Linked DNA regions of Homo sapiens: region 2 is linked to region 1. Evidence: read pairs that join two places in POLR2A ChIA-PET (ENCODE). Cell type or tissue: Caco-2. All regions are shown on one strand. Each heading gives the region's core, and the rest is flanking DNA. Links, peaks and the distances in the headings are about the cores only.

Region 1 (15,077 bases), core at 1,438-9,437:
TTTCCTGGATTCGTGTCAGAAAAGGGCTCCTTGCCACAACTGAACTTACTGTATAAAAACCTGGCTAGGGAGATTTAATTTTACTAAAATTACAGTTTAATGTTACCGTCTAGCCACAAATCAAGCAGCAAAAGCTATTTTGATGATGAAAGGGGGTCCCCGTTGAGCTGGCCATCTAGTGCAGTGTGCTCTCAGATTCCATGTTTGTTGATTGTGTGTCTTCACAAGCCCCTCTCTGGTGCTGAATTGGATTTGAATTCTTGGTGAGAGGCCTCAGCATCTCCTTGGGCTGGTCTGGGCCAGTAAAAATAGCTGCCTGACATGTTTATATATTATCATGGTCAGTAGTTCAATGAAATTTGTACATTTTTGGTAACATTGGTATACATGATGCCCCTGCAGTTCCTTTTCTGTTTGGTAGTTTGTGACTCTAAGATTTCCACTGTTATGTGTGTTAATTTATGAAAATAAATTTTTTTGAAAACCTTTCAAATAACTCTCAAGGCCGTTACTTTGTTCTCGTGGCTTGGCAATAAGTTAAAATAGACATTCCAAAGTTATATGTCACAGTAAGCATCGTTCCTTCCAAAGTGGTCACCATTTTCTGAGGAGTATCCTGTTGTAACTGTGGGACCAGCTCAAACTGATTAACCATTGCTTAAGTTGTTACAGGTGAGACAGCCAAAATTGCCTGAGCGTGCACAGTGGAAAAAAGCTTTAACGTTTTAATTGTTACCACCACGAGCCTGGCAGGCCGACTGCATTGGCATCACCTAGGACTAGATAGGAATGCCATAAAAGCTTGACCCACTTCCAGATCAGGGAGACATTTGAGCATTGCTTCCTGTCTCTGTGCCAATTGACTTTTTTTGGGGGCGGGGGGTGGAGTTTCACTCTGTCGCCAGGCTGGAGTGCAGTGGCATGCAATCTCAGCTTATTGCAACCTCCACTTCCTGGTTTCAAGGGATTCTCATGCTTCAGCCTCCCAAGTACTGGGATTACAGGCACCCACCAACAAGTCCAGCTAATTTTTGTATTTTTTTTAGAAGAGGGTTTCACTATGTTGGTTGGGCTGGTCTTGAACTCCTGACCTCAGGTGATCCCCCCACCTCGACCTCCCGAAGTGCCCGGATTGCAGGCGTGAGCCACTGAGCCCAGCCTCATTTACTTTTTTTGAGACAGAGTTTCACTCTTGTTGCCCAGGATGGAGTGCAATGGCACGATCTCAGCTCACCGCAACCTCCGCCTCCCAGGTTCAAGCGATTCTCCTGCCTCAGCCTCCCGAGTAGCTGGGATTATAGGCATGGGCCACCACGCCTGGCTAATTTTATACTTTTAGTAGAGACGAGGTTTCTCCATGTTGGTCAGGCTGCTCTTGAACTCCCAACCTCAGCTGATCTGCCCGCCTCGACCTCCCAAAGTGCCAGGATAGCAGGTGTGAGCCCCCGTGCCCAGTCCCTCGTTTACTTTTTAAAAGATCTCACCACTTAATACTTGTCCTTCCCAGCTGTTTATGAGGTTACGCTATGAATCTTCTGCTTCTCATTTAGCCAATGGAAACTGGTAAAAGAATGACTGAAAACACCTCTGTAACACCACACTGATATATTCCAGAAAGAAGCATGATTCCTGGTGACATTCTTCCTCTGCCCAGAGCAAAAGCAGTGAGTGCCCAGTTTCCCTTCTTGGCCTCAGAACTGCAACAAGGAATTCTATCCATGTAGTCTTCTATTTACAGAACTTAACTGCGTGACAGCTGTGCTTCTTGTTAGGTTTCATGGTTATTTGGAGAAATGTACTCTCCTACACCATTTCTTGAGAAAAGAGTTGCTAATTAACAGTTAAGGCAGTATAATCTCTTTAACCTCTCATTACAGAATCTTGTGTTGGTAGAGCCTGGTGAAGACTGATCAAAACTAATTTAAGGCTGAGCGCTGTAACTCATGCCTGTAATCCCAACACTTTGGGAGGCCGAGGCAGGTGGATCACTTGAGGTCAGAAGTTGAAGACCAACTTAGCCAACATGGTGAAACCCCATCTCTACTAAAAATACAAAAATTAGCCAGGCATGGTGGTGCACGCTTATGATCCCAGCTACTCGGGAAGCTAAGGCTGGAGAATCACATGAACCTGGCAGGCAGAGGTTGCAGTGAGCCAAGATCACGCCACTGCACTCCAGCCTGGGTGATAGAGCGAGACCCTGTCTCAAAAAAAACAAACCACTGATTTAAGAATCCTGGCCAGGCGCAGTGGCTCACGCCTGTAATCCCAGCACTTTGGGAGGCCGAGGCAGGCAGATCATGAGGTCAGGAGATCGAGACCATCCTGGCTAACATGGTGAAACCCCGTCTCTACTAAAAATACAAAAAAATTAGCCGGGCGGGGTGGCGGGTGCCTGTAGTCCCAACTACTCAGGAGGCTGAGGCAGGAGAATGGTGTGAACCCGGGAGGCGGAGCTTGCAGTAAGCTGAGATCGCACCACCGCACTCCAGCCTGGGCGAAAGAGCGAGACCCTGTCTCAAAAAAAAAAAAAAAAAAAAAAGAATCCTCTCTGTGGTGTCCTGTCCTCTTCCAGCAATGGAAAACACATTTCTATTTACTTTCCCTTTTTTTTTTTTGAAACAGTCTCACTTTCGCCTAGCCTGAGTGCAGTAGCACAATCACAACTTAGCTCACTGTAGCCTCGAACTTCCTGGCTCAAGAGATCCTCCTACCTCAGCTTCCCAAGTAGCTGGGACTACAGTCATATGCCACCAAGCCCAACTAATTATTTTTTGGAAGAGACAGGGTCTCACTATGTTGCCCAGGCTGGTCTCAAGTGATCTCCTGCCTTGGCCTTCCAAAGTACTGGGATTACAGGCATGAGCCACCGCGCTTGACCTCCCCCGCCACCACTCCACCTTTGAGACCGTCACGCTCTATCACCCACGCTGGAGAGCAGTGGCATGATCACGGCTCATTGCAACCTTGGAACTCCTGGGCTCAAGCCATCCTCCTGCCTCAGCCTCCTGAGTAGCTGAGACCACAGTGCCATGACACCAGGCTAACTTTTTATTTTCTATAGAAGCAAGGTCTTGTTACATTGCCCAGGCTGGTTTCTAACTCCGACCTTCAAGCAGTTCTTTCACTTTGGCCTCCCAAAGTGCTGGGATTACAGGTGTGAGCCACTGCACCTGGCCAATATCACAATTCTGCGGTTCATTCTGGGATTTCTCCTTTTTATCTTATTATTTTTTTGAGACAGAGTCTCACTCTGTCCCTCTGGCTGAAGTGCAGTGGTGCGATCTCGGCTCACTGCAACCTCTGCCTCCCAGGTTCAAGTGATTCTCCTCCCTTAGCCTCCCAAGTAGCTGGGACTACAGGTGTGCATCACCACGTCCGGATAATTTTTGTATTTTTACTAGAGACGGGATTTCACCATGTTGGCCAGGCTAATCTCGAACTCCTGACCTCAGATGACCCACCCGCCTCGGCCTCCCAAAGTGCTGGGATTACGAGCATGAGCCACAGCACTCGGCCAGATTTCTCTTTTTTAAAAAGTGTTCTAGAAAATTCATAATTCTTCAACTTACAGGGTCATAAGTGAGTCCTTCATGACATCTTTCTCAAACCACCAGTCCCTCCTCCTTCCTTATCCACAGCTGATAGTTTTCCTTCGCATTTCACTGAGGAGGTAGAAGCAATCTGAATACAACTTCCACACCGACACTTGGCTTTTCCTTGCTCGGATCTCATGATACGTGTGCACTTGCTGCCTGTGCCGACAGTGATGCCCTTCTCTCACATTTCTACATGGTTCCTTCAGTTACTGTATTCAGATATGTGCCTTTCCAGATCCCTCTACTGGGAAGTGTACTGCCTCCCATTATATGTCCTCCTTATGGTGTGCGAGATAAGAGAAAGATTTTTTTTTCTTTTTTTGAGACAGAGTCTCACTCTGTCGCCCAGGCTGGAGTGCAGTGGTGTGATCAAGACTCACAGCAACCTCCACCCCGGGTTCAAGCGATTCTCCTGCCTCAGCCTCTCAAGTAGCTGAGATCACAGGCGCCCGCCATGATGCCCGGCTAATTTTTGTATTTTTAGTAGAGAAGGGGTTTCACCATGTTGGCTAGGCTGGTCTCGAACTCCTGACCTCAAGTGATCCACCCGCCTCGGCCTCCCAAAGTGCTGGGATTCCAGGCGTCAGCCACCGCGCCCGGTCGGTGATATATATATATATATATATATATATATATTTTTTTTTTTTTTTTTTTTTTTTTTTTGAGGCGGATTCTCGCTCTGTCGCCCAGGCTGGAGTGCAGTGGCGCGATCTCGGCTCACTGCAAGCTCCACCTTCTGAGTTCACGCCATTCTACTGCCTCAGCCTCCAGAGTAGCTGGGACTACAGGCGCCCACCACCACGCCCGGCTTATTTTTTGTATTTTTAGTAGAGATGGGGTTTCACCGCGTTAGCCAAGATGGTCTCGATCTCCTGACCTCGTGATCCACCCGCCTTGGCCTCCCAAAGAGCTGGGATTACAGGCGTGAGCCACGGCACCCGGCCTGTTTTATATATTTTTTAACACCACCACGTCCCCATATTATTCACGTTAAGCTCCTTGAGGTCAAAGACTTTGCTATATTCACTCTGGCCCCTCGGACATCTAGAACAAAACTTGGTCTTACGTGGTGGGAGCTCAGGAAATACTTCATGCGTCAATGAATGATTCCCGCCCCCGTTGCTACACAGACCTGCCCAAGTCCTCTTTACCTCGCTGACTCTCTGAATATTTGAAGACGCCCCCTAATTTTTCTCCACCCCTTCTTAAATTATTCCTCAAGGGACCTGGATTCTAGCTGCCCGAGCACTGACAGCGAAACCGGGCACTTCCTGGTATTCGGATATGCGCAGCGCCAAGCGCAGCCGCACCCACTGCTGGCCTCACGCCGTCTGATTGGCTGCAGCTCTCCGGAGGGGCGGGGCCATCCGAGAAGCTATCCATATTGGAGGAGGCTGCTAGTCCTTTGCTGGTACCTGCCGGGCTGGAGAGCGGGGAGGGTCACGTGGTTAAGACTCGCCACGTGGGCCGGGCGCGGTGACTCAAGCCTGTAATCCCAGCACTTTGGGAGGCAGAGGCGGGCGGATCACTTGAGACAGGCCTGGCCAACCTGGTGACTCTACTAAAAATACAAAAAATTAGCCGGGAGTGGTGGCGCGCGCCTGTAATCCCAGCTACTCGGGAAGCTGAGGCAGAAGAATCGCTTGAACTCGGGAGACTGTAGGTGCCGTGAGCCGAGGTCGCGCCACTGCACTCCAGCCTGGGAGAAAGACTCGCCTAAGCAGTTTCTCTCTTTTCTTTTGCATTTTTAATCTTAGACTTTTGGAGATGTTGAAATGGTCGCTGAAACACTGCAAACACAGGGATGGGGGACAGATCCCAAAGTATAGCAGCTACTCATGAGTCCCAGCGCCCCTCCTGTCCTTCCCCTACTGCTGCCTAAGTGGTCTTCCTAAAACACAAGTTTGCACTTGTCAGAACCACTCCTTAAGATCTCTCATGGGTTGCCCTCGTCTCCAAATAAAGATACTAACCACTGAGCTGGCCACGGTGTCTCACGCCTGTAATAGCAGCAGCACCTGGGGAGGCCAAGGCGGAGGACGTTTCACTTGAAGCCAGGAGTTCGAATGTGTGTGTGTCTGTGTGTGTGTGTCTGTGTGTGTGTGTGTGTGTATATATATATATATATATATATATATATGCCGGGCACGGTGACTCACGCCTGTAATCCCAACACTTTGGGAGGCCAAGGTGGGTGGATCACCTGAGGTCAGGAGTTCAAGACCAGCCTGGCCAACATGGTGAAACCCTGTCTCTACTACAATACTAAAAATACAAAAATTAGTCGGGCATGGTGGCAGGAGCCCGTAATCCCAGCTATGTAGGAGGCTGAGGCTGGAGAATCACTTGAACCCAGGAGGCGGAGGTTGCAGCGGCCAGAGATTGTGTCATTGCACTCCAGCCTGGGTGACAAGAGCAAAACTCCGTTTCAAAATAAATAAATATATATGTATATATATATAATATACATAATATATAATATATATTATATATATTTTTTATATATGGGGGGGGCAAGGTCTTGCTATGTTGCCCAGGCTGGATTAGAACTCTTGGGCTCAAATGATCCTCCTGCCTCAGCCTCCAAAGTAGCTGGGATTACAGGTGTCAGCTACTGTGCCCAGCCTATTTTTACATCTTTATTTTTATTTTATTTATTTATTTTTTGAGACGGAATCTCACTTTCTCGCCCAGTCTGAAGTGCAGTGGCGTGATCTTGGCTCACTGCAGCCTCCGCCTTTCCGGTTCAAGTGATTCTCCTCCTTCAGCCTCCTGAGTAGCTGGGATTACAGGCACATGCAAACATGCCTGCCTAATTTTTGTGTGTTTAGTAGAGATGGGGTCTCGCTCTGTTAGCCAGGGTGGTCTTGAACTTCTTTTTTTTTTTTTTGAGGCGGAGTCTCACTCTGTCACCCAGGTTGGAGTGCAATGGCATGGTCTTGGCTCACTGCAACCTCCGCCTCCCGGGTTCAAGTGATTCTCCCGCCTCAGCCTCCCCAGTAGCTGGGACTACAGGCACGTGCCACCACACCCGGCTAATTTTTGTATCTTTATTAGAGACACGGTTTCACTGTGTTGCCCGGTCTGGTCTCGAACTCCTGACCTCATGATCCGCCTGCCTGAGCCTCCCGAAGTGCTGGGATTTCAGGCATGAGCCACCGCACCCAGCTATTTTTACATAATTTAAAAGTACACAAATAGGCCAGGTGCGGTGGCTCACGCCCATAATTCCAACACTTTGGGAGGCCAGGAGTTCGAGACTGGCCTGGCCAACATGGTGAAACCTCATCTCTACTAAAAATACAAAAATTAGCTGGACGTGGTGGTGCACGCCTGTAATCCCAGCTACAAAGGAGACCTGGAGTTGTCTGGATACCTCTGTTTCAGGAAGGCAAAGGCCATAGTGTATTATTTTGGAAAAGGAATTTCCAGTGAAAGATTTTGAACATAAGCACATCATTTGGTCAAATATGTCTAAGTCTTGCTATCTTTTCTTGGCTTTGGAAGAAAAAGAACTTTAGAAGTAGGAGGACACAACCGGGCACGGTGGCTCACACCTGTAATCCCAGCACTTTGGGAGGCCGAGGAACGCGGATCACGAGGTCAGGAGATCCAGACTATCCTGCCTAACATGATGAAACCCTGTCTCTACTAAAAATAGAAAAATTAGCCAGGCGTGGTGGCACGCACCTGTAGTCCCAGCTACTAGGGAGGCTGAGGCAGGAGAATTGCTTGAACCAAGGAGGTGGAGGTTGCAGTGAGCCGAGATTGCACCATTGCACTCCAACCTTGGCAACAGAGTGAGACTCCATCTCAAAAAAAAAAAGAAGGAAAAAAAAGAAGAAGTAAAGAAGTAGGAGGACACATCCTCATTTAGAAAATTGCCTCATTTCCCCGTGATGCTCCAGTGGGTACGAGAGTGAGTGTAATGAAATAGATGGTACATCTGTCAACTCCAAAACTCAAAGGAAACATTCTTTTAAAGAACTGGCTATCTCAAAGTGTTAATAAGATTCTTGGCAAGATTAAATCAACACTGAAATAAAAAGAGCAAGATAAAAACCTATATATTTAAAGAATTTATTTTGAAAGAAAAGCCATACAAATATAATATAAGCTGTTTATTCTTACATTGTATGTGCAAAATCCGAATGAGAAGTACATTCCTGGCCAGGTGCGGTGGCTCACACCTGTAATCCCAGCACTTTGGGAGGCCGAGACAGGCGGATCACAAGGTCAGGAGATCAAGACCATCCTGGCTAACACGGTGAAACCCTGTCTCTACTAAAAATACAAAAAAATTAGCCAGGCGTAGTGGCAGGCGCCTGTAGTCCCAGCTACTCAGGAGGCTGAGGCAGGAGAATGGTGTGAACCCGGGGGGCGGAGCTTGCAGTGAGCCGAGATAGCGCCACTGCACTCCAGCCTGGGCGACAGAGTGAGACTCTGTGTCAAAAAAAAAAAAAAGAGAAGTACATTCCTGATGTGTGTTTGTCAGCTATTGTTGTGATATTGCTGCATAACAAATCACCCCAAATTCAGTAGAGAACAATAGTGACCATTTATCCTCATGCTCATGGATCTGCAGGTTGACTGAGGTGGGCTGATCTAGGCTTGGCTCAGTCTAATGGCTCTGCTTCAGCTGCAGGTCAACCGGGCATGGCTGTACTTTAGGTCCAGGTCTGCTTAAAATGTCTCTTATTCTCCTTGCACCAACTGCTCCCTAGAGCAGGAGATCCAAGCCAAGTCAAACAGCACATTTAAGGCCACTCCTCTCTTCACATCCTTATATGATCCATTGACCAAAGCAAGACACATGGCCAAGCTCCACATGAACAAGGCAGAGAAAATATTCTACTCATAGTGGAAGAATTGTAGACCTACATGTCAAATGAGAAGGATATAACACAGCAAGAGCATGTGCCGGGCACGGTGGCTCACACCTGTAATCGTAGCACTTTGGGAGGCAGAGGCAGGCAGATCACGAGGTCAGGAGATCAGAACCATCCTGGCTAACACGGAGAAAACCTGTCTCTACTAAAATTACAAAAATTAGCCGGGCATAGTGGTGGGTGCCTGTAGTCTCACCTACTTGGGAGGCTGAGGCAGGAGAATCGCTTGAACCCAGGAGGCGGACATTGCAATGAGCCGAGATTGCACTACTGCACGCCAGCCTGGGCAACAGAGTGAGATTCCGTCTCAAAAACAAACAAACAAAATACAGCAAGATCATGAATAATTGGGATAAATGAACAATAATTCAATCTACCATAAAGTATAAAGAAAATAGAATATAAGAAGAAATATTCTTCCTATAAGAATATAAGAGGCTGGGCGCGGTGGCTCATGCCTGTAATCCCAGCACTTTGGGAGGCCAAGGCAGCGGATCACCTGAGGTCGGGAGTTCGAGACCAGCCTGACCAAAATGGAGAAACCCCGTCTATACTAAAAATACAAAATTAGCCAAGCATGGTGGCACATGCCTGTAATCCCAGCTACTTGGGACGCTGAGGCAGGAGAATTGCTTGAACCTGGGAGGCAGAGGTTGCGGTGAGCTGAGATCGCACCATTGCACTCCAGCCTGGGCAACAAGAGCGAAACTCCATCTCAAAAAATAATTTAAGAATGAGGCTGGGTGCAGTGGCTCCTGCCTGTCATCCTAGCACTCTGGGAGGCCCAGGTGGGCAGATCACTTGAGGTCAGGAGTTGAGACTAGCCTGGGCAACATTGTGAAACCCTCTCTCCACCAAAAAATACAAAAATTAGCGCAGGATTTCTTGGAATTTCTTTCAGAGACTTCGTGCTGCAAATCACACTGCAAGGTGGTGCACGCCTGTAGTCCTCAGCTGCTCAGGAGGCTGAGGCAGGAGAATGGCTTGAACCTGGGAGGTGGAGATTGCAGTGAGCAGAGATTGCACCACTGCATTTCAGCCTGGGCAACAGAGTGAGAGAGAGTCTGTCTCAAGAAAAAAAAAAAAAGAAGAAGAATGTAAGAGTGATAGAAGTAGCCAAAAAATTGGATCTACCTAAAAGGTAATCTTATGAACAGCTTGAGACCTAAGAAATCTGTTTCAAAATCTGCTTTGCAAAACAATTTTCATGGCTGGGTGTGGTGGCTCACACCTATAATCCCAGCACTTCGAGAGGCTGAGACAGGCAGATCACTTGAGCCTAGGAGTTGGAGACCAACCTGGGCAACATGGCAAAACCCTGTCTCTACAAAAAATACAAACGAAGTAGCCAGGTGTGGTGGTCCATGCCTGTAGTCCCAGCTACTTGTGAGACTGAGGCGGGAGGATTTCTGGAGCCCAGGAGGCCCAGGCTGCAAAGAGCTGTGAGTGTGCCAGCTGCACTCCAGCCTGGGGACAGAGCAAGACCCTGTCTCAAAACAACAACAGCAATGAAAACAAGTTATCTGTCTCTGGCAGCGTCAAACACACAGAAATTAAAATCTGGCAGGATTTCTTGGAATTTCTTTCAGAGACTTCATGCTGCACATCATTCAGATGATTAAAGTTCCAGGTCACTTTCTTTTTTTTTTTTTTTCTTTTGAGATGGAGTCTTGCTCTGTTGCCAGGCTAGATTGCAGTGGTGCCATCTTGGCTCACTGCATCCTCTACCTCCCTGGTTCAAGTGACTCTCCCACCTCAGCCTCCCGAGTAGCTGGGACTACAGGCATGAGCCACCACAGCTGACTAATTTTTGTATTTTTAGTAGGGATGGGGTTTTGCCATGTTGGCCAGGCTGGTCTCAAACTCCTGACCTCAGGTGAACCACCCACCTCGGCCTCCCAAAGTGCTGGGATTACAGGCGTGAGCCACTGCACCCGCCCTGCCAAGATCACTTTCTTGCAACATATTGTTACAAAACTTTTGTGAGCTGAATGGGGTTATATGACTTTAGCATTCCACAACCTCTCTTCCATAGCTCTGTATTCAGATACCAGCCACAGAATTCCGTTGTTCCACTTCAATACTCACATTATCCCAGTATTTTTTGGAAGGCCCAGGAGTCATGAAAATTCAGCCTGGAAAACTTTGGACACCTTGGGTGAAATGCAGCAGCCTGGAAGTCAGATTGCAGTATCCAGTCCAGCCATTTCACTTGCTGACCCTGTGACCTTCACAGAGTCACGTGACCTCTCCTTATCTTTAAAATGAAAAACTTGAGGCCGGGCGTGGTGACTCAGTCTCTACTAAAAATATAAAAATTACCCAGGTGTGGTGGCGTGTGCCTGTAATCCCAGCAGTTCAGGAGGCTGAGACACAAGAATCACTTGAGCCTAAGAGGTGGAGGTTGCAGTGAGCTGAGGTCACACCATCACACTCCAGCCTGGGCAACAAAGTGAGACTCCATCTAAAAAACAAAAACAAAAAGAAATAATACAGAGATCCTGGTGTACCCTTTACCCAATTTTCCCCCAATGGTAACATCTTGCAAAACTATACAATATCATAATCACAGTATTGACATCCATATAGTCAAGATACAGTACATTTCTATTACCAGGACCTACAAGGATGCCTTAGTCCTTTTATAGCTGCACACATTTCCCTCCCACTCCCACCCTCTCTTTAATCTCTGGCAACCACTAATCTGTTCTCCATTTCTCAATTTTGCTTGCCATGTAACATAACACATTCACAGGTTCTGAGGATTAGAATGTGGACATCACTGGCCGGGCACGGTGGCTCACGCTTGTAATCCCAGCACTTTGGGAGGCCAAGGCGGGTGGATCACGAGGTCAGGAGATCAAGACCATCCTGGCTAACACGGTGAAACCCCGTCTCTACTAAAAATACAAAAAATTAGCCAAGCACGGTGGTGGACGCATGTAGTCCCAGCTACTCTGGAGGCTGAGGCAGGAGAATGGTGTGAACCCAGGAGGCGGAGCTTGCAGTGAGCTGAGATCGTGCCACTGCACTCCAGCCTGGGTGACAGAGCAAGACTCTGTTAAAAAAAAAAAAAAAAGAATGTGGACATCACTGAGGATGGGGGTGTAGTGGTATTATTTAGCCTATCACAAAGTCGCATTGCAAACATCCCTTCCTCCAGGAGCCTTCTATACAAATCACTGCCACCAACCCAAATTAATTAAGCCATGCTACTTTTTTTTGAGATGGAATCTCACTCTGTCACCAGGCTGGAGTGCAGTGGTGCAATCTTGGCTCACTGCAGCCTCTGCCTCCTGGGTTCAAGCGATTCTCCTGCCTCAGCCTCCCAAGTAGCTGGGACTACAGGCGTGCGCCACCATGCCCAGCTAATTTTTGTATTTTTAATAGAGACGGGTTTTCACCATGTTGGCCAGGATGGTCTCGATCTCTTGAGCTTGTGATCCACCCGCCTCAGCCTCCCAAAGTGTTGGGATTACAGGCGTGAGCCACTGCACCTGGCCAAGTCACAGTACTTTTAAGTGTACTTTCTAATACCTACCATTAACCATAAACCAAATGTAAAGTTAATTATGTGACAGTTTCAATGTACAATTTTGAGAATTAGGGTTTTTTTTTTTTTTTTTTTTGAGACAGAGTTTCGCTCTTGTTGCCCAGGCTGGAGTGCAATGGCACGATCTCAGCTCACTGCAACCTCCACCTTCTGGGTTCAAGTGATTCTCCTGCCTCAGCCTCCCAAGTAGCTGGGATTATAGGTGTGCGCCACCACGCCTGGCTAATTTTTGTATTTTTAGTAGAGATGGGGTTTCACCATGTTGGTCAGGCTGGTCTCGAGCTCCTGACCTCGTGATCCGCCTGCCTTGGCCTCCCAAAGTGTTGGGATTACAGGCGTGAGCCATCACGCCCGGCTGTTGTTTTGTTTTGTTTTGTTTGTTTGAAACAGGGTCTTACTTCTTCACCTAAGCTGAAGTGCAGTAGCACCATCTTGTCTCACTGCAACCTCTGCTTCGCAGACTCAAGTGATTCTCTAGCCTCATCCTCTCGCATAGCTGGGACTAACAGGTGTGAGCCACTAATTCCCAGCTAATTTTTGTATTTTGTAGACACAGGGTTTTGCTACTTTGCCCAGGCTGGTCTTGAACTCCTGGGCTCAAAGCAATCTGCCTGCCTAGGCCTCCCAAAGTGCTAGGACTCCAGGCGTGAACCACTGCACCGGGCCAAGAATTTGTTTTTGTTTTTGTTTTTGAGATGGAGTCTCGCTCTGTCGCCCAGGCTAAAGTGCAGTTGTGCAATCTTGCCTCACTACAACCTCCACCTACTGAGTTCAAGTGATACTCCTGCCTCAGCCTCCCTATAGCTGAGATTACAGGTGCATGCCACCACTCCTGGCTATTTTTTGTACTTTTAGTAGAGACAGGTTTTCACCATGTTGGCCAGGCTGGTCTTAAACTCCTGACCTCAAGTGATCCACCCATCTTGGCCTCCCAAAGTGCTGGGATTACAGGAGTGAGCCACTGCACCCAGCCAGCTTTTTTGTTTTTGTCTTTTCTTTGAGACATGGTCTTGCTCTGCTGCTCAGACTAGGGTGGCAGTGGTGCAATCATAGCTCACTGCAGCCTCAAATTCCTGGGCTCAAGTGATCTTCCTGCCTCAGCCTCTCAAGTAGCTAGGATCCTGTGGGCGTGTCACCACGCATTGCAATAATTGGCTTTTTTATAACTACACGGTACCTTACAGTTTTCGATAATAATTATCCCTATGTAACAAACATCATGCAATAGAACAAATGAGATTTTCTTGTTGGGGGGCGGGGTGTGGAGCTTGAATTCTAAAAACGCAGATTTCGAAGGAGGACTCCTCCCTGATGTCTGTACTCACCAGAATATAAGCTTCATAAAGGCATGGATGCCCACGGTCATACCTAGAGCAGACTCCCATAAATACACACTTATTAAATCAATGAATAAATAAATGAATGGATGGATTAAGCAAATGCTTCTGACTAGAAGTGTCAGAGCATGGGCAAGGTTGAGAGGCAGCAGCCCTAAAATTAAACAGTGATAATAACAAAGCTAGCAGCTTCCACTTATCAAGCACTTCCTGTGTGCTGCACACAAATAATGTTGCAAACCCTCATTATAACACTATAAATTGGGTGCATCACCCAGGCTGGAGTGCAGTGGCATGATCGTGGCTCACTGCAGCCTCGATTTCCTGAGCTCGGGTGATCCTCCCACCTCAGCCTCCCAAGTAACTGGGACTACAGGTATGCACCATGATGCTGGGCTAATTTTTCTATTTGTTGTAGAGATGGAGTTTCACCATTTTCTCAAACTCCTTGGCTCAAGTGATCCTCCTGCCTGAGCCTCCCAGAGAGCTGGGATTACTAGCTTGAGATGGAACAAGGTAAACTGGTTTCCACAGTGGCTGCACCATTTTACATTCTCATCAGCAATGTACAAGGATTCCAGTTTTTCCCACATCCTCTCCAATGCTTGTCATCTTCCTTTTTTTTTTTTTTTTTTTGGAGATGGAGTCTTGCTCTGTCACCCAGGCTGGAGAGCAGTGGCGCAATCTCAGCTCACTGCAACCTCCGCCTTCTGGGTTCAAGTGATTCTACGGCCTCAGCCACCTGAGTAACTGGTATTACAGTTACTCGGCTCACTGCAACCTCTGCCTCCCAGGTTCAAGCGATTCTCTTGCCTCAGCCTCTTGAGTAGCTGATATTACAGTTACTCGGCTCACTGCAACCTCCGCCTCCCAGGTTCAAGCGATTCTCTTGCCTCAGCCTCCTGAGTAGCTGGGAGTACAGGCATGCACCACCACACCCAGCTAATTTTTGTATTTTTACTAGAGACAGGGTTTTACCATATTGGCCAGGCAATCTCGAACTCCTGACCTCATGATCCGCCCTCCTTGGCCTCTCAAAATGCTGGGATTACAGGTGTGAGCCACCGAGCCCAGCCCGACCAGCTAATTTTGTCTCTACTAAAAAGTAGAGACAGGGTTTCACCATGTTGGCCTGGCTGGTCTTGAACTCCTGACCTCAGGTGATCCACCCACCTTGGCCTTCCAAAGTGTTGGGATTACAGGTGTGAGCCACTGTGCCCAGCCTAAAATCAACCATTTTAAAGTGGACAATTCAGTGACATTTAGTACATTCACAACGTGGTGTACCATTTCTGTCTAATTCAGGACAAATTTTATCATCTCAAAATAAAACCTTGTTGTGCCTATCAGGTAGTTACCAATGTTTCCCAATTTTAACAGATTAAGAAATGGACTAAGACAATAGGAAAAGTGCTGGCTGGGAGCCATGGCTCACACTTGTAATCCCAACTTTTTGGGAGGTCGAGGTAAGAGGATTACTTGAGCCTAAGAGTTGGAGACCAGCCTGGGTAACATAGTGAGACCCTCATCTCTATAAAAAATACAAAATAAGCTGAGTGTGGTGGTGTGCACCCGTAATCCCAGCTACTCGGGAGGCTGAGGTGGGAGGATTGCTTGAGCCTGGGAGGTCCAGGTTGCAGTGAGCCATGATTGTGCCACTGCACTCTAGCCTGGGTGTCAGAGCAATATCCTGTCTCAA
Region 2 (15,065 bases), core at 7,066-15,065, 220 kb before region 1:
CAAATGCTACATCCCAGGCATTTCAGGCCAGGTTTAGGGCAAGTGTGTGGCACAGTCTGAAGGCCAGGAGCTGCCTGAAGCACTTGCAGGCTGAAGCCACAGCTGCAGACCAGAAGAGAGGGCACACACAGTGCCTTCCAGATAGAAGCCTGGCAGGGAGGAAAGGCCACTGGTCCTGCCTCAAAGTCACTGAGTCACTGCCCATTCCCTACCAGAGAACCTGTATATGAGGCCATGTCTACATGTTACACTGCATCTGTACCCATGCAGAGATTCACCATACACGTAAGGCAGTCAGTTGAAAGGAACGAAGGGGTCCCCAGGCAGGAACCCAGGATGGAGCAGTGGGTGGCATCTCATTGATACAGCACCACAAAAAGGTGAAGAGGGCAGCACAGTTGGTGGTGACTGGGCTGATTCCCATGAACCTGATTCCCAGTCCAGCTGTTTGTTAGCGTATGGGCGTGGACCCTACTTCCTGGGGCCTTCCACCCCTCAGCTGGTATGTTGATAAGATTATACAATGAGTCAGGTGCAGTGTCCCATGCCTGCAATCCCAGCACTTTGAGAGGCCGAGGTGGGTGGATCATTTGAGGTCAGAAGTCCGAGATCAGACTGACCAATATGGTGAAACCCTGTCTCTACTAAAATTACAAAAATTAGCTGGATGTGGTGGCATGCCCTTGTAGTCCCAGCTACTGGGGAGGCTGAGGCAGGAGAATTGCTTGAACTTGGGAGGCAGAGGTTGCAGTGAACCAAGATTCTGCCACTGCATTCCAGCCTGGGCAACAGAGCAAGATCTCGTCTCAACAACAACAACAAAGATCATGCAATGAAAAGGTGTATGACACATTGCCCAGGACACAGGAAGCACTCAATGGAGTGACCATTGTTATTCTGTGTTTTTCTGAACTTTTCTGGGTAACTGAAGAGGCCTGTAAAATGGCTTCTATTCAGCATTCCCTCCCAGTATTCGCTATCTGCTTCAGCAAGGCCTCACAGATTTGCGCAGTGTCTCTGGCATACATCATGTATCCCTTCCTTTTTTTTTTTTGAGACAGGGTCTCCCTGTCGCCCAGGCTGGAGTGCAGTGATGCGATCTCGGCTCACTGCAACCTCTGCCTCCCAGGTTCAAGTGATTCTCCCGCCTCAGCCTCCTGAGTAGCTCAGATTACAGGCGCCCGCCACCATGCCTGGCTAGTTTTTGAATTTTTTTTTTTTTTTTGAGACAGAGTCTTGTTCCATCGCCCAGGCTGGAGTGCAGTGGTGTGATCTCAGCTCACTGCAACCTCTGCCTCCCGAGTTCAAGCAATTCTCCTGCCTCAGCCGCCCGAGTAGCTGGGACTACAGGCACGCACCACCACGCCCAGCTAATTTTTGTATTTTTAGTAGAGATGGGGTTTCACCATGTCGGCCAGGATGGTCTCGATCTCTTGACCTCTTGATCCACCCGCCCTGGCCTCCCAAAGTGTTGGAATTACAGGTGTGAGCCACTGCGCCCAGCCCTAACTTTTGTATTTTTAGTAGAGACAGGGTTTTACCATGTTGGCTAGGCTGGTCTCGAACTCCTGACCTCAGGTGATCCACCCACCTTGGCCTCCCAAAGTGCTGGAATTACAGGCGTAAGCCACCGTGGCCGGCCCTAACTTTTGTATTTTTAGTAGAGATGGGGTTTCACCATGTTCGCCAGGCTGGTCTCAAACTCCTGACTTCAGATGATCTTGGCCTTCCAAAGTGCTGGGATTACAGTCGTGAGCCACCGCACCTGGCCTGTATAATCTGGTGATAGGCTTCTGATCGGCATGCACATGTCCTCCATGTCTGACCAAACCCACAGATTCCCTGTGGGCTGAGCTTTGTACCTACAAAAAGGTGGATGAGTCTAAGAGACAGGATGAATGGATGGGAGGACTGGAGGATGATGGAGGAGGAAGGCACTGGGTTTGACTACCAGATTCTGGCTTGGACAAGTGGGTGGAAGGAGATGCCCACCAGAGAGAGGAGGAATCAGGAAAGTAGGCAGCAAGGAGACTGGGGCTCATGGGCAGGAAAGTTTGAGGTCCCGCTCTGATGGGGGAGTGACCCAGCATCCTAACGCACCAGCCGCCCCTTCTTCCACCAAATCATTCTGTGGGCCTTCTGCTGGGCAATTGCAGGGGCAGTTTTGGCCTCACACACAGGACACTGAGGATCACAAGTGATTGTTCAGTTCGTATGTGATCTGAACAGGCCAGCGTTTGCTGTGTCCAGCACCATCACTCAATGGCTTGAGAGCACAATGGAGACTCCCATCCAGGAATGTGAGAGCAGCTGTTCAGCTGTTTGAGAGCAGACATTTGCTTACTGTCTTTTTGTAAGACCTTTCATATACGTGGCCTTTTTTTTTTGAGATAAGGTCTTGCTCTGTCACCCAGGCTGGAGTGCAGTGGTGCAATCACAGCTCATTGCAGACCTCCTGAGTTCAAGCGACCTTCCCACCTCAGCCTCTCACGTAGCTGGGATGACAGGTGTGAGCCACCATGTCCAGCTAACTTTTGTTTTTTCTTAGACGGAGTCTTGCTCTGTCGCCCAGGCTGGAGTGCAGTAGCACAATCTCGGTTCACTGCAACCTCCATCTCCCGGGTTCAAATGGTTCTCCTGCCTCAGCCTCCCAAGTAGCTGGGATTATAGGTGCACACCACCACGCCTGGCTAATTTTTGTATTTTTCATAGAGATGGGGTTTCATCATGTTGGCCAGGATAGTATCAAATTCCTGACCTCACATGATCCGACCACCTCGGCCTCACAAAGTGTTAGGATTACAGGCATGAGTCACTGCACCCGGCCCCAAGCTAATTTTTTATTTATTTTATTTTATTTATTCATTTTTTTTGTAGCGACGGGGTCTTCCTATGTTGCTCAGGCTGATCTCAAATTCCTGGGCTCAAGTGATCCTCCCATCTCAGTCTCCCAAAGTGTTGGGATTACAGGTGTGGGCCGACCGTGCCCAGCTACATGTGTCTTCTGATTCTCCAACCACCCAAGGAGATAGCTTCCCATTTCATAGATGAGGGGATTTACATATCTTAGAAAAGGGAAGGTGAAAAAGGAAAAGAAAACAGGTTTTTATCAAAGGCCTGCTCCATTTCCAGGAATTATCCAGGGCTCTTTCACATATATTAACAAACCTATTCTCTCAAAATCATTACATGCAGCATCCATAGCCACGTTTTAAGTTCTAAATAAGTTCAAGTTCTGTGAAGTAACTAAGGAGCCTAGCTAGGAAGGTGGAGACTCAGATGTAAAATCCAGTGCCCAGGCCAGGCGCGGTGGCTCACGCCTGTAATCCCAGCACTTTGGGAGGCCGAGGAGGGTGGATCATGAGGTCAGTGGATCGAGACCATCCTGGCCAACACGGTGAAACCCCATCTCTACTAAAAATACAAAAATTAACCAGGCGTGGTGATGTGCGCCTGTAGTCCCAGTTACTCAGGAGGCTGAGGCAGGAGAATCGCTTGAACCTTGAACCGGAGGCGAAGGCTGCAGTGAGCCACTGCACTCCAGCCTGGGTGACAGAGGAAGACTCCGTCTCTAAAAAAAAAAAAAAAAAAATATCCAGTTCCCAGCCCTGGAATCCAAAGTTCATTCAGTTACTATACATTCAGTCAACAACCATTTCTCCAACATCTACTATTATCATGTACACTTGGGAACAAAAAGATGAACAAAATAGAGAAGCTTTGGCTGGGCACGGTGGCTCACGCCTGTAATCCCAGCACTTTGGAAGGCCGAGGCGGGTGGATCACAAGGTCAAGAGATCGAGACCATCCTGGCTAACACGGTGAAACCCCGTCTCTACTAAAAATACAAAAAATTAGCCGGGCATGGTGGCGGGCGCCTATAGTCCCAGCTACTCGGGAGGCTGAGGCAGGAGAATGGCATGAACCTGGAGGCGGAGCTTGCAGTGAGCTGAGATCGCACCACTGTATTCCAGCCTGGGTGACAGAGCCGGACTATGTCTCAAAAAAAAAAAAAAAAAAAAAAGAAAGAAAGAAAAAAAAAGAAGCTTCTGCCATGGTAGAGTGTAAACATGTTGAGTACCATGCTGGAGAAGTACAAAGTGCTGTGGGAGGATGTAACAGGGCCAACTCTGCTTCTCTGGAGAAGTGACAGTTGAGCTAAGAGCTGATGGCTGACCACCAGGAGTTAGTGAGACAGAGCGGGCATGGAGGGAGGCATGTTCCAGGCAGATGGAACAGAGGGAACAGCAAGTGCAAAGCGTCTGAGCTGGTGCAGAGTTTGTGATGTTCCAGGGACTGTGTGATGGCCAGGGTGGCTGTACAAACAGCCCACCAGACCAGACTGTGCAGGACCATGTGGGCTGCATCTAAGATTTTTGAAGTTCAAGTCACCAAAAAGTTCTAGTTAAGTGGTGGGCAAAATCACAGTGGTTTTATAAAAAGACTGACTGACAAGTGGAGTGAAAGCAGAGACAAATTAGAAGGTTTTCCTGGGGATCTAAGAGAAAGACAAAGGAAGGCTGGACTGAGTGGCAGCTCAGGGCCTGGGAAGAAGAGAATGGATGCAAAGCCATTGAGGAGGCAAATCAACAGAGCTTGTGATGAACTCCACGTGGTGAGATGGCACAGCAAGAAGTGGCAGTCACTGTCGGATTCTCCCCTCTGACCCACAGCTCCTGAACTGCCCTGAGTAGCTTAAGGCAGGGTGCTGAGGTGAAGCACCAAGCTGAGTCTTATCTCAGCAAATCTAAGTTAGGCCGGGCATGGTGGCTCACACCTGTAATCCCAGCACTTTGGGAGGCTGAGGTGGGTGGATCGCCTGAGGTGAGGAGTTCAAGACCAGCCTGGCCAACATGGTGAAACCCCATCTCTACTTAAAATACAAAAAATTAGCCTGGTATGGTGGCAGGTGCCTGTAATCCCAGCTACTCGGGAGGCCGAGACAGGAGAATCGCTTGAACCCAGGAGGCAGAGGTTGTAGTGAGCTGAGATCACACCATTGCACTCCAGCCTGGGCAACAAGAGTGAAAACTGTGTCAAAAAAAACAACAAAAAAAACAACAACAAAAAAAACCTAAGTTAGAGTCTACAAAATGTTTCCTTTGATTTTTTTCAGAATGCCATCATATCTGCGTCCCAGAGCTGAGCTCACCCATTTAGCAAGATTCATTCTGACAGCATGAGCCTGCAGTTACCTTGTAAGTTATACTGCCTGCTCACTGTCCTCACTGGAACCATCCTTGCTCCTGCCCAGTGGCCTATGAAAGAAATCTCTCAATAAACTCCCAGCCAGACTCTAAGCCAGTGAATTCTGAAGCCCTCTCACCATCTGTGACCACTTCATTGACTGCCATGACCCCGGCCACCTGGCACAACTGCCCAGCCCAGGATGGGACTGCTTCTGTGGGGAACTGGGTGGGGAAAGAAATGATGCACGTGGAGCTCTTTATTTGCTTCTGATATGTACAGGTATATACAGTTGGTGAGAGTCTATGGTACATTATTTCACAAAATTATCTTACATCTGTGCACACTCCTGGGCAAGAAGTGGCAGATTCTGCCCCTAATATCCCATAGATGGTGAAGGAAAAGGATGCTACCAGGAGCCACCCCCTTCCGAGGACATTCATGGGGGCCGCCTGCCCTCTTCCCAGACACTGGAGCCCTCCCACGGACAATCTGTGCCTCCCACCTGCTCTGAGCACTTGCTGACAGGAGTGGTGGCAGCAGCAGCAGCTGCTTCCAAAGTCTTTCTTCTAGAGTAGAAGACTTGTCGTGGGGGCCAAAAACAAACAAACAAACAAACAAACAAACAAAAAACAATGGCCCCCACTCACTGATAGCAGCAAACGGACACCTGACTCCTAGAGCCTGCCTGGAATCCTCCGCCCCGGGTTTGAGGGCAGTGGCTCACCCACCTTCCCCCAGCACAGGTGCAGCCTGGCCTCACGGGGCACTGGCATGCATCTTCTCCAGGCAACTTGTCCAGAACGTGACCAGCCGGTTGTCACGGTTGATGCAGAAGTCCGTGAAGTCCTTCAGCAGCCGATCAGCAAACTTTTCATCCCCTGTGGCGCTGGAGCGCCATGTTTTGGTGAGCATGGTGTTGTAGGCCCAGTTGTAGCCGACCCGCTCCTCGCAGAACATGTTCTGGTTGGTGGAGCTGGTGGAGTTCCGCCGCCGCCGCTGCTGCCCTGAGAACTTGCGCTTGGAGTAGGGCAGCTGCAGAAACACTGTTCCTGAAGAGAAAGGGGAGCGCCTGTGTGGCAGCCACCAGGAGGGCTCCTGGAGCCTGCTGAGGTGGTTCTGCAGCCATAGGCTTGGTGCAAGGAAAGGGATGTGGACCCACCTGCCCAACTCTGCCCGTAGCTCCTCACCTGTAACGTGGATATACTGAGGCTTGTTCTCAGCAGGGAAGTTAAAAGCAGAGGCAGAATATTTATCTTGTACAAACCCAAACCTAGGGAAGGACAGGAAGACATGCTAATCAGCGCCTCCTTAGTTAAAGGGGCAAGGGAAGAGAATGTAGCTGATAGGACTCTCGGACAGCCTGAGACACAGAGATCTGGAAAGATCTCTTTCCAGATTGCACATGCAGGCTGCTTATTTTTGTCCTCACCCTCACCACTTTCTGACCTCTACCTCTTCCAACACCATGGCTTACCAGACCTCCTCACACCCAGCAGCCCGTCATCTCCGTGGTCCACCATGTCACTACCACCATAGTGAAAGAAAGCCTTCCCACCGGCTGCACTCTTCATCCAGCCTTCATCTCTGCTCAGACAGCCCGTCCCTCCTACCATGTTCCCTACCCATCCCAGCAGACCTTCCCACTGAGCGTTCTCCCCCATCCCATCCTGGGCCTCTCACTGGAATCTACCTCATGTCTTGACAGGCCACACATACCCACCCGCATACTCGAGGCTATCCATTCCTCCAGGGAAGGTCCTTATCTTTTTTTTTGGTGAGAGGGAATCTCGCACTGTTGCCCAGACTGGAGTGCAATGGCATGATCTCGGCTCACTGCAACCTCTGCCTCCTGGGTTCAAGTGATTCTCCGCCTCAGTCTCCTGAGTAGCTGGGATTACAGGCATGTGCCACCATGCCTGGCTAATTTTTGTATTAGCCAGGATTGTTCTGGAATTAGCCAGGAGAATCACTTGAATCCGGGAGGCGGAGGCTGCAGTGAGCTAAGATCATGCCATTGCACTCCAGCCTGGGTGACAGGGCGAGACTCCATCTCAAAAAGAAAAAAAAAGAGGAACGCCAAGCTGGGGCTCTCTGCTTCCCTGTGCTCTGGAAATGGGCAGGAGGAGCCATTTTTCATCTATGGCTTGTTCTATTCCTGGTTTTTCTATTTCCATAAGGCACATTTATTACAGTTCTACCTGCTAAGAGCTGTAAAGGACGTGGTAACAGATGTGGCTCCTGCCCTCTAAGTCTGAGGGGTTTATATAATGGAGACAGTGATGTAGGCAGAACTAAAGAAGGGAAAATGCCTGTCTTCTTTCCTGGACTGAGTTCCTTGGGGAGGTGCTGTGTTGTATCCTCTACATAATCTGCATTCCATAATTTTTTACCAAAGAATACATGAAGTCAAATATGCAAACTAAATGGGTAGGCTACTATGCACTGTAAGCTCCCTGTCTACAGGCTGATTATATGATGAGGATTGGCTCTGGATTTTGCCTTTGCAAAATCCTCTCTACTCTTGCTCTGTCATCCAGGCTGGACTGCAGTGGTACAATCTTGGCTCACCGCAACCTCCACCTCCCGGGTTCAAGCAATTCTTGTGCTTCCAGCCTCCCAAGTAGCTAGGATTACAGGCACGCGCCACCATGACCAGTTAATTTTTGTATTTTTAGTAGAGACGGGGTTTCACCATTTTGGCCAGGCTGGTCTTGAACTGCTGACCTCAGGTGATCCGCCTGCTTCGGCCTCCCAAACTGCTGGGATTACAGGCGTGAGCCACCACACCCAGCCTGCTTTCTCTCTACTTTCTAATTAAGGCTACTGATTTCCTCAGCATGGATCAGCCTGATTTTTTTTTACCAGAGTAATTTTTTTTTACCTCATTTCTTCCTTAGGTCACCAGGAAAGAACAAAAAGGCAATTTAACCACATGGTTCCTGGCCACCTGACTGTCCACTCAGGGAGAATGCAAGACAGAAACGCAGTAAGGGCAGGGGAGGGGATATAATCATCTCCACCTGCCCCAAGGAAGATGAAGGAGGAGCTGTAGGTCACAGCCTAGGGGCTGAGGAAGATGAAGGAGGAGCGGTAGGTCACAGCCTAGGGGCTGAGGAAGATGAAGGAGGAGCTGTAGGTCACAGCCTAGGGGCTGAGGAAGATGAAGGAGGAGCTGTAGGTCACAGCCTAGGGGCTGAGGAAGATGGACACTTTTTTAGCTCTTTCTGAGATGGACCTTATGGGTGGGCTGATGTGTCATTTAGAGCCACAGTTGCACTTAAAGCTCCACCCTATGCAAAAGCTACATATGAAACTACTCTAGGCAGGCACCTTGCTAGGCATTATAGAAGGAAACACAAATAGGAAAAAGCATACCCCTGCCCTCCAAGGGCCCCCAAGTCACTGGAATACATTCAGAGTGTTTTGAAAGAAAGGGAAAGAGGAATTCAGAGAGGAAACATTTGGGAATCCCTGGAGGAAGATTCTGACAGGTGTGGAACAGGGGAGAGGTTTAAGTGTGAAAGGTGGGAGAGGTTAGGTGTGGAAGGTGGGGGGGCTTAGGTGTGGAAGGTGGAGGGGTTTAGTTGTGGAAGGTGGGGGGCTTTAGGTGTGGAAGGTGGGGGGTTTAGGTGTGGAAGGTGAGGGAGTTTACGTGTATAAGGGGGGGTTTAGGTGTGGAAGGTGGGGGGAGGGTAGGTGTGGAAGATGGGGGGAGGGTAGGTGTGGAAGGTGGAAGGGTTTAGGTGAGGAAGGTGGGGGAGTTTAGGTGTGGAAGGTGAGGGGGTTTAGGTGTGGAAGGTGGGGGGTTTAGGTGTGGAAAGTTGGGGGGGTTAGGTGTGGAAGGTAGGGGGATTTAGGTGTGGAAGGTGGGGGGGTTTAGGTGTGGAAGGTGGGGGGAATAGGTGTGGAAGGCGGGGGTTTACGTGTGGAAGGTGGAGGGGGTTTACGTGTGGAAGGTGGGGGGGTTTAGGTGTGGAACGTAGGGGGGTTTAGGTGTGGAAGGTGGAGGGGGGTTAGGTGTGGAAGGTGGAGGGGGGTTAGGTGTGGAAGGTGGAGGGGGGTTAGGTGTGGAACGTAGAGGTACAGAAGGTGGGGGTTTAGGTGTGGAAGGTTGGGGGTTTAGGTAAGGAGCACACTGCAGCACACTGGTACAATGATGCAGAGGACTGGTCAGAAAACAGGTGAGGGTATCTGTGGTAGAAAAAGCTGGCTGAGGAGGAAAGTACAATAGTTCCTGGGAAGATAGACCAGGATCTGGACTGAGGGGGATCAGGAGGAGGATGCAGTGAAGGAAAAAAGCAGATTTAACAAATAAAGGCCACGTTCTGAGTGACATCCTGCCAGCAGGGCAAGCAGGGTAAGAGCTACTTAGAAACTCGTGAGTTAGCAGGGTCCCCCCTGGTGACTGCTGTCTACTGAGGGCTCACTAGGTGCATCACCGGGCTCTCCAGAACATCAGAGAACCCTCCCAGCTTCCCCGTGAGGGGTAAGAAAATGGAGGCTCACCAGTTCCAGAATTGCTCATGGTTCCTCAGCCAGATGCTGGTGGAGGTGGGAGTGGATAAGGCCTGTCTACTTCGTACATCAAGGCCCTTTCCCATTGACTGCTGCACTCTCTACCTTCTGCCCTGAATCTGCACCACCCACTGTTAGTGGAAGGAGGAAATCAGCCACCCTTGCCTTCATTCCACAGTCTTTGCTAAGCACCTGAGCTAGGTCTGTGAAGGGGTAGACCTTAGACGAAGGTCTAAGGTAAGCTGGGGCCATCGTGGGTGTGAGAGGCTAAATAGTCCTGTGGTTGTATGAGTATATATAAGTATATATATATATATATATATATATATAATAAGGAGATGACAGGATACTGGAGAAGGTGTAATGAGAGGATTACCAAAGCAAGAACAAGGGGCTTTGTTTTTACCATGACTAACATGAAGTGGCCATCAGATACCAGGCTGGTGATGTTTGGAGACAACACAGTCGGCTGGACTAGTCTAGTGGGAGACAGTGAAGTCTAGGACAGGCTTTCCCTGGCACACATATTAGGTGCCAAGAAATATCTACTGACTCATCTATTGCTTTTTAACCATTCATTGTCTTTTCAACCTGTGTTGGGCTCTTGACACATTTTTTAATTTTTCATTTTATATTATTTCCTGAATAGCTTGGCCTAGGGTCTTGTTGGAGGCTAAGGAGAGAGTTCTATGTTCTCCACTCAACTGGAAGAAGAAAATAATGAGGTCTGAAAAACAATAGTTACAGGAAACAGGGAGGCAGCGCTTATCTCAAAAACCAATGTAAAGAGTCCTGTTGGAGATAAGCAGTGAATTTGCCATTGGTGGAATACATCCCTTTCTCTAGGAGCTAAAAAAATGAGTTTCACTTTGGTAACTGCTATTCAAGATAAACACTGATTTCCTTCCCACTCTTCACACTTGCTAAGGGACAAACCTGTGTGCAATGGCTTCCTGGAAGAGGTGCATTCGATCCCAGTACGTTTCGGGTTCAAAGCCTGAAAGGAAAATAAGAATAAATATTGGGTTGTGATCACAAGGTTTGTAATTCTCTCTGGGCCAGTCTTCTGTACCCTTTACTACTCTTGGCAATCAGTCCCCTTGAGCCTAACCTCTGCTTCTCCATACTACGCCCTTTGAGAAAGACTGGCCTCCATCCCAAGGGTCAAAGAAAGGACAGCTGTGTGTTCACACCATCCCTTCCCCCAAGCAAGCTATAGCTGGGTCTAGGAAGGTGAAGTCCTCAGCAGTCAGTGTGAGCTACCAGAACTCAATATAAGGCTCATTCGAATGACTTCTTATACCCAAAGCTGAAAGGAGCATGATATTAAAGTACAAACAGAAGATAAACTGTAAATGCATGTTAGTTGCCATGGTCATAGCTCACTGAAGCCTTGAATTCCCGAGCTCAAGTGATCCTCCTACCTTAATCTCCCAAGTAGCTAGGACCACAGACATGCACCACTATGGCCAACTAATTTTTTTTTTTTTTTTTTTGAGGGAGAGTCTTGCTTGGTCACCCAGGCTGGAATGCAGTGGTGCGATCTTGGCTCACTGCAACCTCGGCCTGCCGGGTTCAAGTGATTCTCATGCCTCAGCCTCCCGAGTAGCTGGGATTAGAGGCACATGCCACCACACCCGGCTAACTTTTGTATTTTAAGTAGAGACGGGGTTTTACCATGTTGGCCAGTCTGGTCTTGAACTCCTGACCTCAAGTGATCCGCCTGCGTCGGCCTCCCAAAGTGCTGGGATTACAGGCGTGAGCCACTGTGCCCGGCCCCAACTAATTTCTACATTTTTAAAAATTTTTAATTTTTAAATCTTTTTGTAGAGATGGCATCTCACTATGTTGTCCAAGCTGGTCTCAAACTCCTGGCCTCAAGTGATCCTCCCACCTCTGCCTCTCAAAGTGCTGGGATTACAGGCATGAGCCACTGTGCCTGGACCATGTAAGCTGCTTCTAAGGAACAACTACTACCCCCACTTTTTTTTTTCTTTTTGAGAGGAAGTTTTGCTCTTGTTGCCCAGGCTGGAGTGCAATGGCACGATCTCGGCTCACCACAACCTCTGCCTCCCAGGCTCAAGTGATTCTCCTGCCTCAGCCTCCCGAGTAGCTGGGGTTACAGGCATGTGCCACAGCGCCCAGCTAATTTTTGTGTTTTTAGTAAAGATGGAGTTTCAACATGTTGGCCAGGCTGGTCTTGAACTGCTGACCTCAGGTGATCTGCCTGCCTCGGCCTCCCAAAGTGCTGGGATTATAGGCGTGAGGCACTACACTCGGCCCACCCCCACTTTTTTGTATTACCAATCTTCCCACAAGAAAGGGCAAATATTATAAGCTCCATTCTAGAGGTAGGAAAATTGAAGCAAATAAATATAAAAATAAAAATTTGGGCCAGGTGCGGCGGCTCACACCTGTAATCCCAGCACTTTGGGAGGCTGAGGTGGGTGGATCACCTGAGGTCAGGAGTTTGAGACCAGCCTGGCCAACATGGTGAAACCCCGTCTCTACTAAAAGTACAAAAATTAGCTGGGCGTGGTTCCACATGCCTGTAATCCCAGGTAATCGGGAGGCTGTGGCAGGAGACTCACTTGAACCCAGGAGGCGGAGGTTGCAGTGAGCTGAGATTGCGCCACTGCACTCCAGCCTGGGCGACAGAGCAAGACTCCATCTCAAAAAAACTAAAATAAAGTAAAATAAAATAAAAGTTTGAAGAGTAATCAGCTGGGGAGGAGAGCAGAAAAGATAAGTCCGCTCCTCCATAACCCACTTTGTTACTCCAGCCTCATGCCTTCTGCAAGGCTGTTGCTGAGAACCAAGAGTGGAGGGGGAAGGGTGGAGGGCTGTGGAGGGCTGGGGAAGGCTGTCGCACAGCACCAGAGGACAGAGTCCGGGCTGCTCTCAGGGAGGAGGTGCTGAGGCCTGGGGTGGTAATTGCACAGCCATCCCAAAGACAAGAGTGCCTGCGGTGGTTTTGCTAATCTTTCCACATTTGGAATTTTCTACCTGGGATGGATTTGAGGATTTAGGGCAACTAAAGAGCAAAAAGCCAGGCACAGTGGCTCATGCCTGTAATCCCAGAACTTTGGGAAGCCGAGGCGGGCAGATCACCTGAGGTCAGGAATTCAAGACCTTCCTGGCCAACGTGGTGAAATCCCATCTCTACAAAAATACAAAAAAAATTACCTGGGCATGAATGGCGTGTGCCTGTAATCCCAGCTACTCAGGAGGCTGAGGCAGGAGAATCACTTGAACCCAGGAGGCGGAGGTTGCAGTGAGAGGACATCACGCCACTGCACTCCAGCCTGGGTGACAGAGCGAGACTACGTCACAAAAAGAAAAAAAAAAGGGCAAAAAGCAAAAAAGACTTTGGCTTTAAACAGAGAAAATCCACACACACAGCACACTCTTGTCAGATTTTTAAGATTTTGAATTTGCTGCTATAGGAAATGGCAAGAACAAAAAGAGAAGAGGCACAGAAGCAAGAAAATTGATTTTTAGATTCAAATCCTTATTGCTTTAAACTGGGACCCTTTCTGCAGCTGTAACCATGGCAACCAACAGAGGCTGCTGGTCTTGAAGACTGAGTTACAACTGGCAGGGAAAAACAACTTGCACAAAAATGTCCTCCAACGCCAGCCCTGTGGGCAATCCTGTGCTGTTATAGCAAAGGTGAAAAACCCCCAAAGAGTCTTTGGACAGTTTCGGGGGAAGATCTCTCTGTTCCTTCAACATAATAAAAACAATAGTACCAGGAGCTGCTTGGCTTAAAACTGCCCCATATGAACACAATCATCTGGCATTTCAGGACTGCATAAATGGTCCTCTCTCAGCCACATCACTGTGAGGTTAAACAAGAACATGTGTGTTTCAAGGGGGCTTTGTAAGCTCTGTGTGTCCCACAGTCTATAGCCCCCAGCAGGTAGGGCCTCTGTGGGGCTTGCTTGGGACCCCGATTATCACTTAGAACATTGTGTCTATAAAAAAAATCTTCCAAACTGCAAACAAAAAATACACGGATGGGCTTTTGGAAGAAAAGCTGTTTGCACCATGAGGGCAGCCTGTCACATGGAAATTGCAGGAATACTTTGCTTGGCCTAATCCACCTGGGGAGATCTCCTTATCTTTTGGGCTGGTTCTCTGCCGCTGATCACGACACAGACTTACAAGGGGACAAGAAGAAAGCATCTCTCTTACGTCAAATGTTGTTTCCTTCACAGTTCTAATCTTTATACCTGAGAAACCTCAGGGCTCCTGACGTATCAGCATCAACCCTAGCTTTGCGTTTTAAAAAAGATCATCTGTGAACTCATCAAAAGCTTTGTAGGAGCTATTTATATGTGCATCCACAACGAGCACTTGGTAATAAAAAGCTATATGCTGTGTCAAGTACAGCTCAGCTCGTCTTTGATCTGTCCTAAACCTGCCCTCTGGGTTCTGGGCTCTGGGGTAGAGCAGCAGGTCCAGGCTGACCCTGGGTACTCTCTTTCTGATTGAAAACCTTTCCCAGAGGGAAAGGCTCTGATTTGGTTCCTGCTATCATCCTCTGATCCTGCTTTGTCTTCCCTGAGATGCATGACTCGAGTCACACGCACCATTCCAGAGGCTGACATGCCACAGCTTTGCACAAAAGGATGCTGTTTCCTGTTTTGCTTTTCATGCCCTCCCTTTCCTGGCCTTTTTGCACGAAATAGCATATGCAAGTCTCCCGTGAGGTTTAAATCCCTGCAGCCCAAACCAGTTAGGCTGGAGCATATGAAAGGAGAGCGTGGGAGAACACCAGTGCTGCCTGTGATTTATAGAGTTTAGCGCCCTCTCCCACCCACCACTTTGCTCCAGGCAGCTCTAGACACTCTCATTTTAGGAATAAGGAATTCGAGACTCAGAGACATGAAATGATTTGTCCAGAGTTATCCAGCCACTAAGTCAAGAATCAGGATCCTTTAGAACCTTGATCCTTTTGGCCCCTTGTTGAAAGGCTGTCCCTTTTCCCTAGTCCGTGTTGACTGGATACCCAGAGTGGTGTCCTTGTTAGGGACGGGGTCTTACTGGTTGAGACAACCTCCAGAAGGGAATATTTCTTACTATCAAACAGGTGCTCGCTGCCCTCCTTGAGCAAGCAGCTGATGTTGAGTGGGATGAAGAGCTGGGCACGAAGGGGGTCGCCATACAGGTAACTGGGCAGTGCAAAAGGCCCCTCCAAAACTGGGACTAACAAGAAGCCACAGGAGGTGGCTTTCCGATGCCAACCTTGGACCTGGCGGAAAGTACAGAAACAAACAATATCATCTCCAAGTTCTTTCAAACAAGAGAAAATACTTCCCAAGGAGAAAACCCGCCAGAAAGGCAGCATGCATATT

Evidence for each region. ChIA-PET counts read pairs that join two places held together with the same protein. Peaks named below come from ENCODE experiments on the same cell type or tissue, not always from the same donor. Only the 100,000 strongest peaks of a DNase experiment are listed, where the experiment ranks them.
Region 2: POLR2A ChIA-PET joins it to region 1 with 8 read pairs; 3 of 35 experiments call an interaction of 5 or more read pairs at or near these places.

What each region holds. Positions count from the first base shown.
Region 1 is chr22:31,666,763-31,681,839 of GRCh38, reverse strand. PRR14L (proline rich 14 like) reads left to right here. Exons shown (of 9, transcript NM_173566.3): 9 at 1-493. Among named protein-coding and RNA genes, the nearest start is that of PISD, 12 kb to the right of the region's middle. In Caco-2, for the core only: no CTCF peak of the experiment used is centred there; a DNase peak (open chromatin) is centred at 4,969; H3K4me3 peaks cover 677 bases.
Region 2 is chr22:31,897,379-31,912,443 of GRCh38, reverse strand. It overlaps DEPDC5 (DEP domain containing 5, GATOR1 subcomplex subunit), which reads right to left. Exons shown (of 43, transcript NM_001242896.3): 40 at 14,791-14,962; 41 at 10,642-10,702; 42 at 6,378-6,460; 43 at 4,411-6,239. The coding sequence ends at 5,947. Among named protein-coding and RNA genes, the nearest start is that of YWHAH, 40 kb to the left of the region's middle. RefSeq lists an enhancer at 1-275. In Caco-2, for the core only: no CTCF peak of the experiment used is centred there; no DNase peak of the experiment used is centred there.